2 separate regions of the Homo sapiens genome follow, and region 1 is linked to region 2. Evidence: chromatin contacts called from ENCODE Hi-C or POLR2A ChIA-PET data. All regions are on one chromosome and are shown on one strand. The core of a region is the stretch at or near the end of the contact, and the rest is flanking DNA. Distances in the headings are between cores, read along the strand shown.

Evidence for each region. A loop is a pair of places that touch in the nucleus more often than their neighbours do. ChIA-PET counts read pairs that join two places held with the same protein, here RNA polymerase II (POLR2A). Pooled maps may share reads with other maps.
Region 1: a loop to region 2 is called in a pooled map, with 5 times the contacts of the local background. The contact joins two enhancer-like sites. A Hi-C loop is called at or near these places in 3 of 50 pooled maps. POLR2A ChIA-PET finds 5 or more read pairs at or near these places in 3 of 52 experiments (A673, HEK293T and activated CD8-positive, alpha-beta memory T cell).

The regions. Positions count from the first base shown.
Region 1 is chr17:9,268,638-9,276,097 of GRCh38, reverse strand. All of the region lies in intron 7 of STX8 (syntaxin 8), which reads left to right. Among named protein-coding and RNA genes, the nearest start is that of NTN1, 250 kb to the right of the region's middle. RefSeq lists an enhancer at 2,597-3,098. Within about 2 kb of position 2,342, at least 4 of the 41 ENCODE cell types and tissues checked have a DNase peak (open chromatin) inside an H3K27ac peak, as active enhancers do.
Region 2 is chr17:8,853,506-8,860,878 of GRCh38, reverse strand. All of the region lies in intron 1 of PIK3R6 (phosphoinositide-3-kinase regulatory subunit 6), which reads left to right. Among named protein-coding and RNA genes, the nearest start is that of PIK3R6, 10 kb to the left of the region's middle. RefSeq lists an enhancer at 1,180-1,439. Within about 2 kb of position 2,163, at least 8 of the 41 ENCODE cell types and tissues checked have a DNase peak (open chromatin) inside an H3K27ac peak, as active enhancers do.

The DNA.
Region 1 (7,460 bases), core at 1,093-3,592, 420 kb before region 2:
AGATAGAAACCGCAGCCACCTTGACTCACACCTCAGCCAGAGCTCTGATCTAAAAAGATCCCATTTGAAGGGGCTGTAGGCACACCATGAAGCATGACTGGAAAAGCCTTAATAATAAGATAAGTGAGTGTTTATTGAGCATTTACTGTGTCATTGACATTATTGCAGCACATTATATATACGCTACTGTTATCCCCCGCCCTTTTTTTTTTTCTTTTTTTTCTTTTTTTGAGGCAGAGTCTCACTCTGTTGACCAGGCTGGAGTGCAGTGGCACGATCTTGGCTCACTACATCCTCTGCTTCCCGGGTTCAAATGATTCTCCTGCCTCAGCCTCCCGAGTAGCTGGGATTACAGGCATGAGCCACCATGCCCGGCTAATTTTTGTATTTTTACTAGAGACGGGGTTTCTCCATGTTGGTCAGGCTGATCTCAAACTCTTGACCTCATGATCCACCCACCTTGGCCTCTCAAAGTGCTGGGATCACAGGCATGAGCCACTGCGCCCAACCTGTTATCCCCATCTTATAGGTGAGGTCCAGATGGGTTAAATGGCTGGCTCATGATCACACAGATGGGAAGTTCAGTAGCTAGACAGTCTGCTCTCCAGCAGACTTACACCTCTAAGTAAAGAGAAGTTGCTGGTGTATGTAAATAGGTAAGGGTGGGAATAGTGGAACTCCATTGACCAGGGAGAAGGCACTAAAGGAGAGACAGAGAGCAGCGATGTCTCCCTGCGTCAGTGAAGCCAGCCCTTTACTTAGAGGCGATGGGGGAAAATAGGAAGGCAGAAGAGCTCCACCTAGGAGGTAATAGACAAAGGAAAGAAGTTCCCATGGACGCTTGGAGTGAAAGTGGAAATATACCAAGGAAGGGACCCCAGAGGTCTGGGTGAACCACTCAGCCCTGGGAGGCCGGAGCTCAAGAGGATGGTTGCGTCATCAGAAGCAAAAGAAGTGGAAGTTGTAAAGAGACCCTTAACTTGAACAGTCAAGTAATGATGATTTTGTTGGTTTCTGTGACTTAGAGACATCATAAAGAAATTGTTGGGCCAGGCGCGGTGGCTCATGCCTGTAATCCCTGCACTTTGGGAGGCCAAGGCGGGCGGATTACTTGAGGTCAGGAGTCTGAGACCAGCTTGGCCAACATGGTGAAACCCCATCTCTACTAAAAATACAAAAATTAGCCAGGCATGGTGGTGCATGCCTGTAGTCCCAGCTACTTGGGAGGCTGAAGCAGGAGAATTGCTTGAACCTGGGAGGTGGAGGTTGCAGTGAGCTGAGATCACGCCACTGCACTCCAGCCTGGTGACAGAGCGAGACTCCGTCTCAAAAAAAAAAAAAAAAAAGAAAAAAGAAATTGTTGTATTTTTGAAGACTTTGTTTATTATTATTATTATTATTATTATTATTATTATTATTTTTGAGACAGAGTCTCACACTGTTGCCCAGGCTGGAGTGCAGTGGTGCAATCTCGGCTCACTGCAAGCTCTGCCTCCGGGGTTCACACCATTCTCCTGCCTTAGCCTCCCAAGTAGCTGGGACTACAGGTGCCCACCAACACGCCCGGTTAATTTTTTGTATTTTTAGTAGAGACAGGGTCTCACCGTGTTAGCCAGGATGGTCTCGATCTCCTGACCTTGTGATCCGCCCGCCTCAGCCTCCCAAAGTGCTGGGATTACAGCCTCCCAAAGTGCTGGGAGCCACCGCGCCCGGCCTGAAGACTTTGTTTAAACAAATGTCTATATCACTCGTGAATTTGGGTTTTTTGAAGACTTTTTTTTACTGCAGGAAGTTATGAACAAAGCCAAGCTGATGATCAAATCCTTTCCAGAACAGTGGTTGAGATCTAACCTCCACCCAAGCCAGCAAGCAGGTAACAGATCTGGGCAGGAAGGCATTATCTGTACCTTAAGAAGACCAAGTGAGGTTAACATGCAGAGGGGAGGGATGGCAAAGCCAGAGTAGGTGGCACATTTGACACTTTTCATAAGAAAATGACTTTCTTGTCTGACTTTTTGGTAGAAAATTCTCATGAGTAAGTACCGGTTATGGTCATTTCCCCAGAGCTAACATGAGACTGTAATGACTAAAATGTGGATTGTGATTCAGTTATTCTAATCTTATATTCAGTACCATTCAACAAGACTGGAAAAGAAGCACCCCTTTATATCCAGGAAACTGTCAGAAGGGACCACTGAGAGCAGACGGCAGAGCATGTTAGACTAGACAGCAACAGAGCCGCTGCATTGAGGCCTGCCACGCAAACACACGCCCACTCCCAAACAGCTTGGATTTCCAACGTGAGACGGGAATGCGTGGGAAATCGCCAAGGCAGAAAGGCCTCAAGCCAATTCTGCAATTAGCCAATAGCCTGTACTGGCCTCCACATTCGTTTAGATAAATTTTGAAATCATCAGCAAACTGTGGAGCTAGATTCTTTCTTTGCGAAGACAAAGTCAGACAGTGTTAACCTGCGTAGCGCCATGAGGAAAGGATGTGGGACGAGCTCTACTTCCCACCCCCGGCAGGAGCTGAATCATTCTGCAGGGACACCCCTGGCTGTGTGTGGCCTGGCGTGGTCCTCGCTGGCAGTGGGGAGAGGGGTCCCTGCTGGGGGTGGAGACTGGGTCCAGGACCTAGCAGCCCTACCTCGAGGCCCTGCTTCCAGGCTCACCCCCATCTTAGTTAAACCTGCAGAGGGGATGTTAATTAGCAAAGACTGGCGCTCAGGGAGTTGGGGGAGCTCTTAGCCCTCTCCCTTCCAAGAAAGATGACCTTTTGGACCCAAAAAGGAGAATTGGGCTCCAGTTGCTCTCGTTCGAGGCACTCGGAGTGCTTCCCACGTATCTCATTTATCCTCATGACACCCCAGAGAGGTAAGTTTGTTTGAGGTTTATACAAAGTTATGATTATGCCTATAGATTCCAGTTCCTGCCTCTATGTCATTCTAAACCTCGGGTCTCATCCCCATCTCACTTTTCCTAACATAACTAAACCCTTCGGGGAATGAAACGTCTCAGGCTTTCGCCTCGCCAAAGGGCGGTTTTCCCCCTTCCTTCTTTGTTGTTGTTAAGTTTGATTTATTGCTTCGCATTCTAGCCAGGCTCGATGGATGTTCGGAATATTATAAATAATGTGGATTGAAAAGATTGTGCTGAAATGTTTATTGCGTTCTTAGAAAGAGAACAAGGAATGGCGCGGAGAGTGTGGCAGTGGGGAAAGAGGGGCGTGAGGAAGGTGGGAAGACCCATCCTGCTCCTAGGATATTTTAGTGTGTCAATAAAAGACAGTGCTCAGAAGGGAAAGAACTTATATTGCAATCATGCTATCAAGAATGCAGAAGTGTTCCAGCGGGCGTAAAGAATATACTTCAAGAATGTAAGGACCATAAGGAACTAATCATTAGACATTCTCTGTCTCATTTCCTCACCCACGGTGTTCGAAGAAAGCCAGCAATGGAGAGGTTGTCTGTGCTTTAAAACTAGCTCGCTGGCGCGCTAGCTTCGGGGTACGCTCTGGGATGGCAGACAGCTGTGGCTAGCTGTGTGTGAGTGAGAAGGCACCCCCTTGTGACTTATTTTGCACCTTACAATCTGGAATCTTTGTTCTTCAGGTGCTCTAGAAATATAAATGTTATCCAAGGTTGGGACCCCTGATGCGGTGGAAATAAATGCCACACTGGCTCATGGGCATCCAGAGATCACATTTCAAGCTGAAATCCTACCAGCCACTCCCTGCCGGGTAGTTATCTGGTCCTTGTTCCTTCTCAGGGCATTTCCTCGGGCTTCTGTGAGGAAGAAGGCAGCGTCCTTAGTGGCCAAGGCCATCTGTGTCAGCCTGATGTGACACAGCAAAGCCCGGCAATCTGGCAGAGATCATTCTTTGAATCCCTCTCTATTCTAAGCAAGAGCGGTCATTTGGCCACCCCAGCTGCTGCTGTTGGTCCCACACACCCCCTCAGAACAGAACCGTCTTTGTCAAGAGGAAATGAGGCTGAGGGATATTGGCGTGGGTGTGGATTAGGACAGCAAGAGGGCTTTGTGTCAAACACATCCCAGCCTGCTCCACTTCTCGGGGTGCATCATCAGCAGGGACAGTCACTGGGTACCTGCTTTGCCCCCAGGACAGTGACTTTCCTTCCAGCTAGGGAGCCCTGGCCCATTATCCGTACTTATAGTCGCCAGAGAAAGCCACGGTTTCTTCTATCATGGTAACAGATGATATTTTATTGTATGGTGTGAAGAATTTCTTCAGCACCAGAGGAGTCACATGGAGGCTTGTTAAAACAGGTTTCTAGGTAGGACCCTTGAAGTTGAATTTCTTTCTTTCTTTTTTTTTTTTTTTTTTTTGAGATGGAGTCTTGCTCTATAGCCAGGCTGGAGTGCAGTGGCACAATCTTGGCTCACTGCAACCTCTGCCTCCCCAGTTCAAGTGATTCTCCTGCCTCAGCCTCCCGAGTAGCTGGGACTACAGGTGCGTGCTACCACGCCCATCTAATTTTTGTATTTTTAGTACAGATGGGGTTTCACCCTGTTGGCCAGGATGGTCTCGATCTCTTGACTTCGTGATCCACCCACTTCGGCCTCCCAAAGTGCTGGGATTACAGGCGTGAGCCACCACGCCCGGCCGCATTTCTTTCTTTTTTGAGACAGGGTCTCACTCTGTCACCCAGGCTAGAGTGCAAAGGCGCATCTCGGCTCACTGCAACGTCCGCTTCCTGGGTTCAAGCGATTCTCATCCTTCAGCCACCTGAGTAATTGGGATTACAGGCACATGCCATCACGCCCAGCTAATTTTTGTATTTTTAGTAGAGACGAAGTTTCACCATGTTGGCCAGGCTGGTCTCAAACTCATGACCTCAAGTGATCCGCCCGCTTCGGCCTCCCAAAGTTTTGGGATTACAGGCATGAGCCACTACGTCCAGCCTGAAGTTGCATTTCTAACAGTCTCTTCAGTGATCTGTGCTCCTGGTCCCACGTCACACTGTGAGTTGCCATGCTGTAAACACAAACATTTCTGTCGTTAGGTGATTTTTGGTAATGTCTTGAGAATGTCTCCCAATAGAGGGTGACAAAAAGTTACAAGGAATGAATGAAACATGAACTGAGGCGATTTGATTCAATACAAAATGGGCCCAGTTGTCTGAAATTGTGAGTCTAAAATCATCTGTGATAGGAACCCATGAGCATCTGGTAAAATCCCATCATTTCACTACAATGCAACTCTGTTCATTTAATTGCAAAGTAAATACAGAACATATTCTCCTAGAATTTTAAATTCATATCACTAATGGAGAATATATTGATTTTGAATTTAGCAATACCAACTGGACTTACTTTACTGGAATGCTTTACAGTTCTTTAAAACCACTACTCCTTGATTACCTATTCTATTGATAATTTGTATGCTTTCATTCGTTCATTTCTTCACTCATTCATTCATTTCTTTAACACATATTTACTGAGCACTTACTATGTGCCAAGTACTGTTCTAGCTGCTGGAATATTCCCATGTTAACTACCATCAAGTAAGAAAGTCCTTTGAGACTGGGCACGGTTGCTCACGCCTGTAATCCCAGCACTTTGGGAGGCCGAGGTGGGCAGATCACAAGGTCAGGAGATCAGACCATTCCTGGCTAACATGGTGAGACCCTGTCTCTACTAAAAAATACAAAAAAAAAAAATTAGCCGGGCGTGGTGGCGGGCACCTGTAGTCCCAGCTACTTGGGAGGCTGAGGGAGGAGAATGGCGTGAACCCAGGAGACGGCGGTGCTTGCAGTGAGCTGAGATCGCGCCACTGCACTCCAGCCTTGGCGACAGAGCGAGACTCCATCTCAAAAAGAAAAGAAAAAAGAAAGTCCTTTGAAATTCCTACTGCTGACTGCTCATATTCCAGGTATTAAGATATTTGAGTCTAAGCTATGAGCTGCTATCCAATCAACAAAAACATAAATATATGTTGCATATGTATTATGTGAGCTCTGTGCTAGGCACGAGAGGAGACACAGACATTGGAAACACACGGCCTGTTATTTAACCCCAAAGAATTTATGGGCCATCGGGGAAGGTAAATCATGAATCCAATTAATTGTTAGTTTAACCAAATAACATGTTAATTTCTGTACCGCATGTGTTTAGTATACAGAAGCAGCATAGAAAAGCAATCCTAGGATTACCCTGGGCATGGGGGAGGAGGTGTCCCTGAGGAGCGGGTGTTTTCAAGCTGAGGCCTAAAGCTAGTGCTGGTGTGCTGGGTGCAGAGAAGCTGGCAGAGGGCCCCAAAGCAGTGTGAACGATCCCTGCCAAGGCACAGAGGTGTGAGAGAGTGTGGCATGCTCGGAGTGGGAGGCCAAGGTGGGAAAACTGGATCATTTCGTTAGGAATGTGTCATAATTCAACTTTTTAATGTTGCTTTGAAATGACTTCTGAAATCTCTGACAGACCATGTTTAATATAAGCCAGCCAATATTGCAAAGCCAAATCTGACCTTTTGGGTTGTCTATCTTACTTTTTTCCAGAAGAGTGGATAAGCAGAAGGTGATGACATCATTTTAATATTATCCTCAAACACCTTTTATTATTTGCACTAGCAGCAGACATTGGAAGGGCAGATATTTTGTGTTCTTTGCATGGCATGTGATACACACGTCCCTGGTATAGGCTTGAACATGCTAATATGTAACCTCTGACACTCAGCTGTGGCCATCAATCTGCCTCTTTCCAGGACGGTGTCTTGAGGGTCTGTTTAAGCCCTTACGCTGGAGCGTCTTAAGGGAAAGGGAGAGGAGAAGGACGTGTACCCCAATCACCTTATCCTCAGAAGTGACGCTCCAGATGCAATCATTTCCCAGTCTTTCCACTCTGCCACAGTGACTCCTTGGGCCTCAAATACTTCTTTTTTTTTTTTTTTTTGAGACGGAGTCTTGCTCTATCGCCCAGGCTGGAGTGCAGTGGCGCAATCTCGGCTCACTGCAAGCTCTGCCTCCCGGGTTCACGCCATTCTCCTGCCTCAGCCTCCCGAGTAGCTGGGACTACAGGCGCCCGCCACCATGCCCAGCTAATTTTTTGTATTTTTAGTAGAGACGGGGTTTCACCGTTTTAGCCAGGATGGTCTCGATCTGCTGACTTCATGATCCGCCCGCCTCAGCCTCCCAAAGTGCTGGGATTACAGGCGTGAGCCACTGCACCCGGCCTGGCCTCAAATACTTCTACTGATCCTTCTTGCTGATAGAATCCATGCACAACAGCTTTTACGCCAACCATGTTCTAGAATTGATGGCTTGGGATCTTGTCCACTTGTTTTCAGTAGGCTCAGTAGTGACATTGTTGAATCTGCCCACATTGCCTGCAGGTCTGTGTCTCAGAGCTGAGTCGGGGTTGAAGAGCACCAGTTCTGGCTCTGAGTTTTTACTTAGGAATGCCAGCTGTTTGCTGCCACACTAACAGCCAACTCCGAAAATG
Region 2 (7,373 bases), core at 914-3,413:
GATGTGGACAGGCTGATAGTGCTGGTGTGGTGTGCCTGGCACTGCCCCCGGCTTCAGAGTCCCCATTGTGAACTCAATAGGGACACTGAAGCCCTGGGGAGCACATGGCCCTTCTACAGGGAAGCTGCATGTCAACTCCAGCTAATTGTTGCCACACGAGATTGTGGGTCTGGTGTTGCTAGATCTTCCAGTTACTTATTTTAAGCAAAAGCTGGAAATCTTGATTTTTATATGAAATATGACTTTTAAATGTTGGCCACAGATTCAAATTTCCAAAAACTGTGGCTTCTCCTGGGGAAGGAAACTGATGGGCCAGAGCAGTGGTCCCCAACCTTTTTGACACCAGGAACCAGTTTCATGGAAGGCAATTTTTCCACGGAAGGGGTTTGGGGGTGGGTAGGGGTTTACTGGGTGGGGAAGGGGGCTGGGGCTGGGGCTGGGGATGGGGATGGATTCGGGATGAAACTGCTCCACCTCAGATCATCAGGTATTAGATTCTCTTAAGAAACGGGCAGCCTGGATCCCTTGCATGCGCAGTTCACAATAGGGTTCGAGCTTCTATGAGAATCTTATGCCCACACCGCCCCCCGCCCCAGGAGGCGGAGCTCAGGCGGTCCTGGTGGCTCACCAGCCACTCACCTGCTGCTGTGTCCCTAGTTCCTAACGGCCCACGGATCAGTGCCCATCCGCAGCCTGGGGTTTGGGGACCCTTGGGCCAGAGGATAGCTAAGAAGGAGTCTGGCTTTTCACTGCATAGCTATCTGTGCCTTTCAGATTTTTACCATACGCATGGTTTTTTATGTGAAAAGTGAATTTTAAAAATATACTAGACAGAGCAAAGTCTCTGAGAGTCTCTTACATGAGTCTGCGAAATGGTTAGTCTTCTTAAGCATTGTATTAGTCAGGCCACTCCAGAGGAACACAACAAATAGGATAGAGAGAGAGACTGGGAGGTGGGTGGGGAGTGGGTAGAGAACAAAAGGATGTATTAGCAGGGATTGGCTCCTGTGATTGTGGAGGCTGAGAAGTCTGTAATCCGTGGTCTGTAAACTAGAGGCCCAGGAAAGTCAGTGGTGTAATTCCAGTCTGAGTCCAAAGGCCTGAGAACCAGGGAAGATGACGGCGTCAGTCTCAGTCCAAGTCCGAAGGCTGGAGAACCAAGAGCGCTGATTTTGTCCAAGGGCAGGATGGATGTCCCAGCTGAAGCACAGAGAGCACATCTGCCCTTCCTCCTCCCTCTTCTCCTATTCAGGCCCTCAGCAGATCACGTGATGCCCACCCACATGGCTGAGGGCAGATCTTGACTCACTCCCTGCATTCAGATGCTCATCTTTCCTGGAAATAGCCTCATGGACACCTCCAGAAATAATGCTTCACCAGCCATCTGGGCCTCCCTTGGCCTGGTCAAGTTGACACATAAACCATCACAAGCATGCTGCGTGCATGGGGCGGTGAGACAGTTTCAGTGTGCTAATGGTGGGCCATAGGTGTGTGACGTCTGTTCCAGGGGTCTTGGGCAAGTACAGCCACCCTGCGGTCATTATGAGGTGACAGACTGGTAGACCACGCACCCCAGGGGGCAAGGACTATGTCTCATTCATTCATCTCTAACCTCTCAGGTCTTGTGCAATTTCTGCCCCATGGATTATGTTCTGAAGAGGCTCTTTGATTTACTCACCAACCTCAGCCACCCAAAACACTGCCAGGAACTCAGAAGACAGCCAGAGGGCCCTCTGAGCAAATAGAAGTTGCAAGTCCATGGATGGAAGTTTGATGCTCTTTTCATTGATCAGTTCTCAGGCTTTGTTTCTTCATTTTACATACAAGACAATTGCATGTGCTTATTCCGGCTTCCCAGCCTTCAGCAAACTGGCAGTTGGGTGGAGGAGCAGACACAGCCCAGGCAGGGCTGCAGCCAACACAGAAGGCACTTTGTTCAAATCAGAAAGAGGCACCCCTCTGAGTAGACAAATTACAGCAAGTTCCTCTTTGGATGGATGAATTGCAAAACCTCACCCTCCCTGCCTGAGTAAATTACAAAAAGGCCAGCAGAGCGGTGGGCTGGACTGCAGCCTCCACTCACCCACTAAGTGCAGAACACAGCTGGTGCTGCTGAAATGAGGAATCATACATGAGAAGTCAAACAGTAACAGCCACTCAATGTAGGATAGGGCTACCCTCGCCTACTGATAGCTCCTGCCATCGCCACCGTTTTATGGCACGGTGCATACAATGAGCTTCCATTGAGACTCATTGAGAAAACAGCCAGGCGCCTGGCTCACGCCTCTAATCCCAGCACTCTGGGAGGCCGAGGTGGGTGGATCACCTGAGGTCAGGAGTTCGAGACCAGCCTGGCTAACATGGCGAAACCCTGTCTCTACTAAAAATACAAAAATTAGCCAGGGGTGGCGGCGGGTGCCTGTAATTCCTAGCCTCAGGGAGGCTAAGGCAAGAGAATCGTTTGAACCCAGGAGGCGGAGGTTGCAGTGAGCCGAGATCGCGTCACTGCACTCCAGCCTGGGCGACAAGAGCAAAACTGTCTCAAAAAAAAAAAAAAAAAAAAAAAAAGATTAATTGAGAAAACATTCAGAGGCATGGTTTGGTGCTTGAAAGGGCAAGCTTTATTTCCTAAAAAATTCTTCTCATTCCTGAAACGAAGACACATTTGATGTTGATGCATTTTAAGAATGAGCTGCTTCTATTTCCATTTCCTGTCTACGTGCAAGCTCATCCCCTGGGGGCTCTTCCCCCACACTGGTGTGGTCAGCAGCCCCAAAGGACAGGAAATCGACCACAAAGGTCTCCTGTGGGAGGAGCAAGGAAGCAGCACCTGCACAAATATATAGAAACGCTGAATAAATGTTTGATGAGTGAATGCGTGAGTGAATGAAGGAATGAGCAAATGAATAGGGAGGCTTTCTGACAGTTACTGGTAAAGTTTCTTAGAATTTTACTTTCCCTTTTTTTTTTTTTTTTTTGAGACAGAGTTTCACTCTTGTTGCCCAGGCTGGTGTGCAGTGGCACGATTGCAGCTCACTGCAACCTCTGCCTCCCGGATTCAAGCGATTCTCCTGCCTCAGCCTCCCAAGTAGCTGGGATTACTGGCACCTGCCGCCACACCCAGCTAATTTTTTGTATTTTTAGTAGAGACGGGGTTTCACCATGTTAGCTAGGATGGTCTCGATCCCTGATCTTGTGATCCGCCTGCCTCAGCCTCCCAAAGGGGAATTTTACTTTCAATTAAAAATCAGCCCAGAAGCACTCTCCATTTGCCACAAAAATTCCTGGTATCTTACACTTCTCTTTTAGTCTTTATCTGTGAGATTTCTTTTCTTTCGAGGCTGCCCCGTGTTCATTATTAACCCAGGCCGCCCCAGACAGAAGTTTGTGTTCATTTTATTTCACAAAGACAGAGGGGGGTTCTGTGAGGTTTACAGAGGGGAAAGGAAGGCATGCGGACGTCAGGGGAAGTGGCCATGACCCCACGCCCCAGGTTGAGATCTGGGCTCTAGCCCTGGTTCTATCCTTCATGGCCACGTGGCTTTTGGCAATATTCTTCACTTTCATTCATTCATCAAATATTTATCTAAAATAGGTATTCATTGTCCACTGAGTGGCTGCTGCCCTAGATGCTGGACATGCTGCAGTGAAGGAGACACGCCCCATCCCAGTATTTGCCGAGTTCGCATTCTAATGACTAGCCAAGAAAACTAAGCCTGACAGGAAAAATTTCCATACTGATAAATGCTATGAATAAAATCAGAGTGTGCTAGAGTGTGACAGGGAGGGCTATTTTGGACAGGATGTTCAGGAAAGGCCTCTGAGGCAGTGACATTGACAACAAGACCTGAATGTCGAGGGGGAGCCAGCTGTGGGGAAAGCTGGGGGAAGGGTGCTCCAGGCAGGGGTGTGCAAAGGTTACGTTAAACCCACAGCACAACGTTCTTAAATTGACTGGCGGGCTCCCAGATGTTCATGTAATTACTATGTCCCTGAACATAATATATTAGCTCTCTTCTTTTGTGTGTGCCATCTGTTACACAGTAAAAAATAAGGTCAAATATACTTAAGATTAAGAAATCAGAAAATGTAGAAATGTATTAAAAATTACCTGTGACCCCACTGTTTATGGGTAAGTAATATCACTTTTTTTGTAGTTTAGTGTGTATCATTAAAAGGTAAGAGACTGACACACACACAAGTACAGGTGAAACTGGGGAAATCGGAATAAAATGTATCGACATCAACATCCTGGGGTTTTTTGTTTGTTTGTTTTTGAGATGGAGTTTCACTCTTTCACCCAGGCTGGAGTGCAGTGGTAAGACCTCAGCTCACTGCAAACTCCATCTCCTGGGTTCAAGCGATTCTCCTGCTTCAGCCTCCCGGGTAGCTGGGATTACAGGCACCTGCCACCATGCCTGGCTAATTTTTGTATTTTTATTAGAGACGTGGTTCCACCATTTTGGCCAGCCTGGTCTCGAACTCCTGACCTCAAGTGATCCACCTGCCTCACCATCCCAAAGTGTTGGGATTATAGGCGTGAGCCACCACGCCTGACCAATATCTTGATTTTGATACAGTAACATTGTTTGCAAGATGTTATCACTGGGGGGAAACTGGGTAAAGGGTACCCAGAAACTCTGTGCTATTTCTTGCCACTGCATGGGAATTTACAGTTATCTCAGAATTAAAAGTTTGACTAAAAAAGAGATAAAGACTCCTTTATCTGACACTGACCTATTTTCTGACCCTGTAGTTTTTATTTTCGTTTCTAGAATGTCATATAAATGGAACCATACGGCATGCAGGATTTAGCGCCTGGCTGCCTTTACTCAGCATGTCTCTGAGATTCACGCGTGTCGTTGCACGTAGTTCTCTTTTTAATGCCGAGGATTCTGCTGTGTGGGTGTATCACAGTTTGCTCATTCACGTACCCACTGAAGGCATTTGTGTTGTTTCCAGTTTGGGGCCATTCTGAATAGAGCTGCTATATATATCCATGAGCAGGTGTTTGTGTGAACATAAGTTTTTATTTCTCTGGAGGAAAAAGCTAGGGATTACGGGATCATACAGTAAGTGACGCATAACTTTATGAGAAATTGTCAAACTGTTTTCCAGAACGGCTGTGCCATTTTGCATTCTCACCAGTAACGTATGAGAATTCCAATTCCTCCTGACGGGTTGATGGGTGCAGCAAACCACCATGGCACGTGTATACCAATGTAACAAACCTGCACGTTCTGCACATGTATCCCAGAACTTAAAGTATAATTTTTAAAAAGAGAGAATTTCAGTTCCTCCGTGTGCTCTCCAGCACTTTCTATTGCTCATTTTAAAATCTTAGTCATTCTAATAGGCATATAGTGAGATCTCATGGTTTTCATCTGCCTTTCCCAAACTGCTGATAGCATTGAGCATTTTTTTAATGTGTTTATTTGCCATCCACATATCTTTTTTAGTAAAGTATTTATTTAGATCTTTTGCCCATTTGGGGAGTATTATTTGTTTTCTTACTGTTGAATTTTGAGAGTTATTTATTTATCCTAGTTTTCTTTTTTTTTTCTTTGTCAGATGTGATTTGCAAATATTTTCTCTAGGTCTATACTTTGCTTCTTCATTTTATTTTATTATTTTATTTTATTTTATTGTTGTTTTGTTTTGTTTTGTTTTGTTTTGTTTTGTTTCTGAGATGGAGTCTCGCTCTGTCACCCAGGCTAGAGTCCAGTGGCACGATCTCAGCTCACTACAACCTCTGCTGCCCGGGTTCAAGTGATTCTCCTGCCTCAGCCTCCTGAGTAACTGGGATTACAGGCATGAGCCACCACAGCCAACTAATGTTTGTATTTTTAGTAGAAATGGGGTTTCACTATATTGGCCAGGCTAGTCTTGAACTCCTGACCTCAGGTGATCCACCCACCTTGGCCTCCCAAATGTTGGGATTACAGGTGTGAGCCACTGTGCCCGGCCCGTTTTTTCATTTTGTTAAAGGTATCTGTCATAAAACCAAAGTTTTAAATTTTGATGAAGTCTAATTTGTCATGTTTTTCCTCTTATGGATCATGCTTTGGTATTGTATCTAAAAACTTCTTCCTTCACATGAGGTTACAAGGATTTTTTCCTATGCTTTCTTCTAAAAGTTTATTGTTTTGAATTTTACATTCAAATCTATGTCCACTTTTAGTTTATTTTTGTGTAAGGTCTGGAATTTACGTCAAGGTTTTGCTTCTTGTTTTGCATATCGATGATCAATTGTTCCATCACCATTTGTTGAAAAGACTCCTTTCTCCATTGACTTGCCTTTACAACTTTATCAAAAATCAATTAGCCATATCTGTGTGGGCCTGCTTCCGAACTCTTCGTTCTGTTCCATTGATTTATGTGTCTAGCCCTTCACTAATAACTTTATAGTAATTCTTAAAATAAGGAGTGCGAAGCTGAGCGTGGTGGCTCACACCTGTAATCCCAGCACTTTGGGAGACCGAGGCGGGAGGATAACGAGGTCAGGAGTTCAAGACCAGCCTGGCCAACATAGTGAAACCCTGTCTCTACTAAAAATACAAAAATTACCTGGGCATGGTGGCGTGTGCCTGTAGTCCCAGCTACCTGGGAGGCTGAAGCAGGAGAATTGCTTGAACCCAGGAGGCGGAGGTTGCAGTGAGCCAAGATCACGCATCGCACTCCAGCCTGGCGACAGAGCAAGACTCCGTTTCAAAAAAAAATAAAAATAAAGGAGTGTGAGTTCTCAGGCATTATTCATTTTCAAAACTGTTTGGCTAATCCAATTCCTCTGCCTTTCCCTATAAACTTTAGAATTGACTTATATGTATCTACAAAAAAAAATCCTGCTGGTATTTTTATTGGAATTACCTTAAATATGTAAATGATTTTGGAGAGAATTGACTTTTTTTTTTTTTTTTCAGACGGAGTCTCTCTCTGTCACCAGGCTAGAGTACAGTGGCATGATCTCAGCTCACTGCAACCTCCGCCTCCTGGGTTCAAACGATTCTCCTGCCTCAGCCTCCCGAGTAGCTGGGACTACAGGCGCATGCCACCACACCCAGCTAATTTTTTCCATTTTTAGTAGAGACAGGGTTTCATCATGTTAGCCAGGATGGTCTTGATCTCCTGGCCTCGTGACCTGCCCCCCTTGGCCTCCCAAAGTGCCGGGATTACAGATGTGAGCCACTGTGCCTGGCTGAGAATTGACATCTTAACTATACTGGGTCTTCCAAACAATGAACACAGTATTTCTCTCCATTTATTTAGGTCTTCTGTGATTTATCTAATTAGCATTTCATAGTTTTCATCATATGGCTCCTGCACGTTTTGTTAGATTTATCTCTAAATATTTATTTATTATTTTATTATTATTA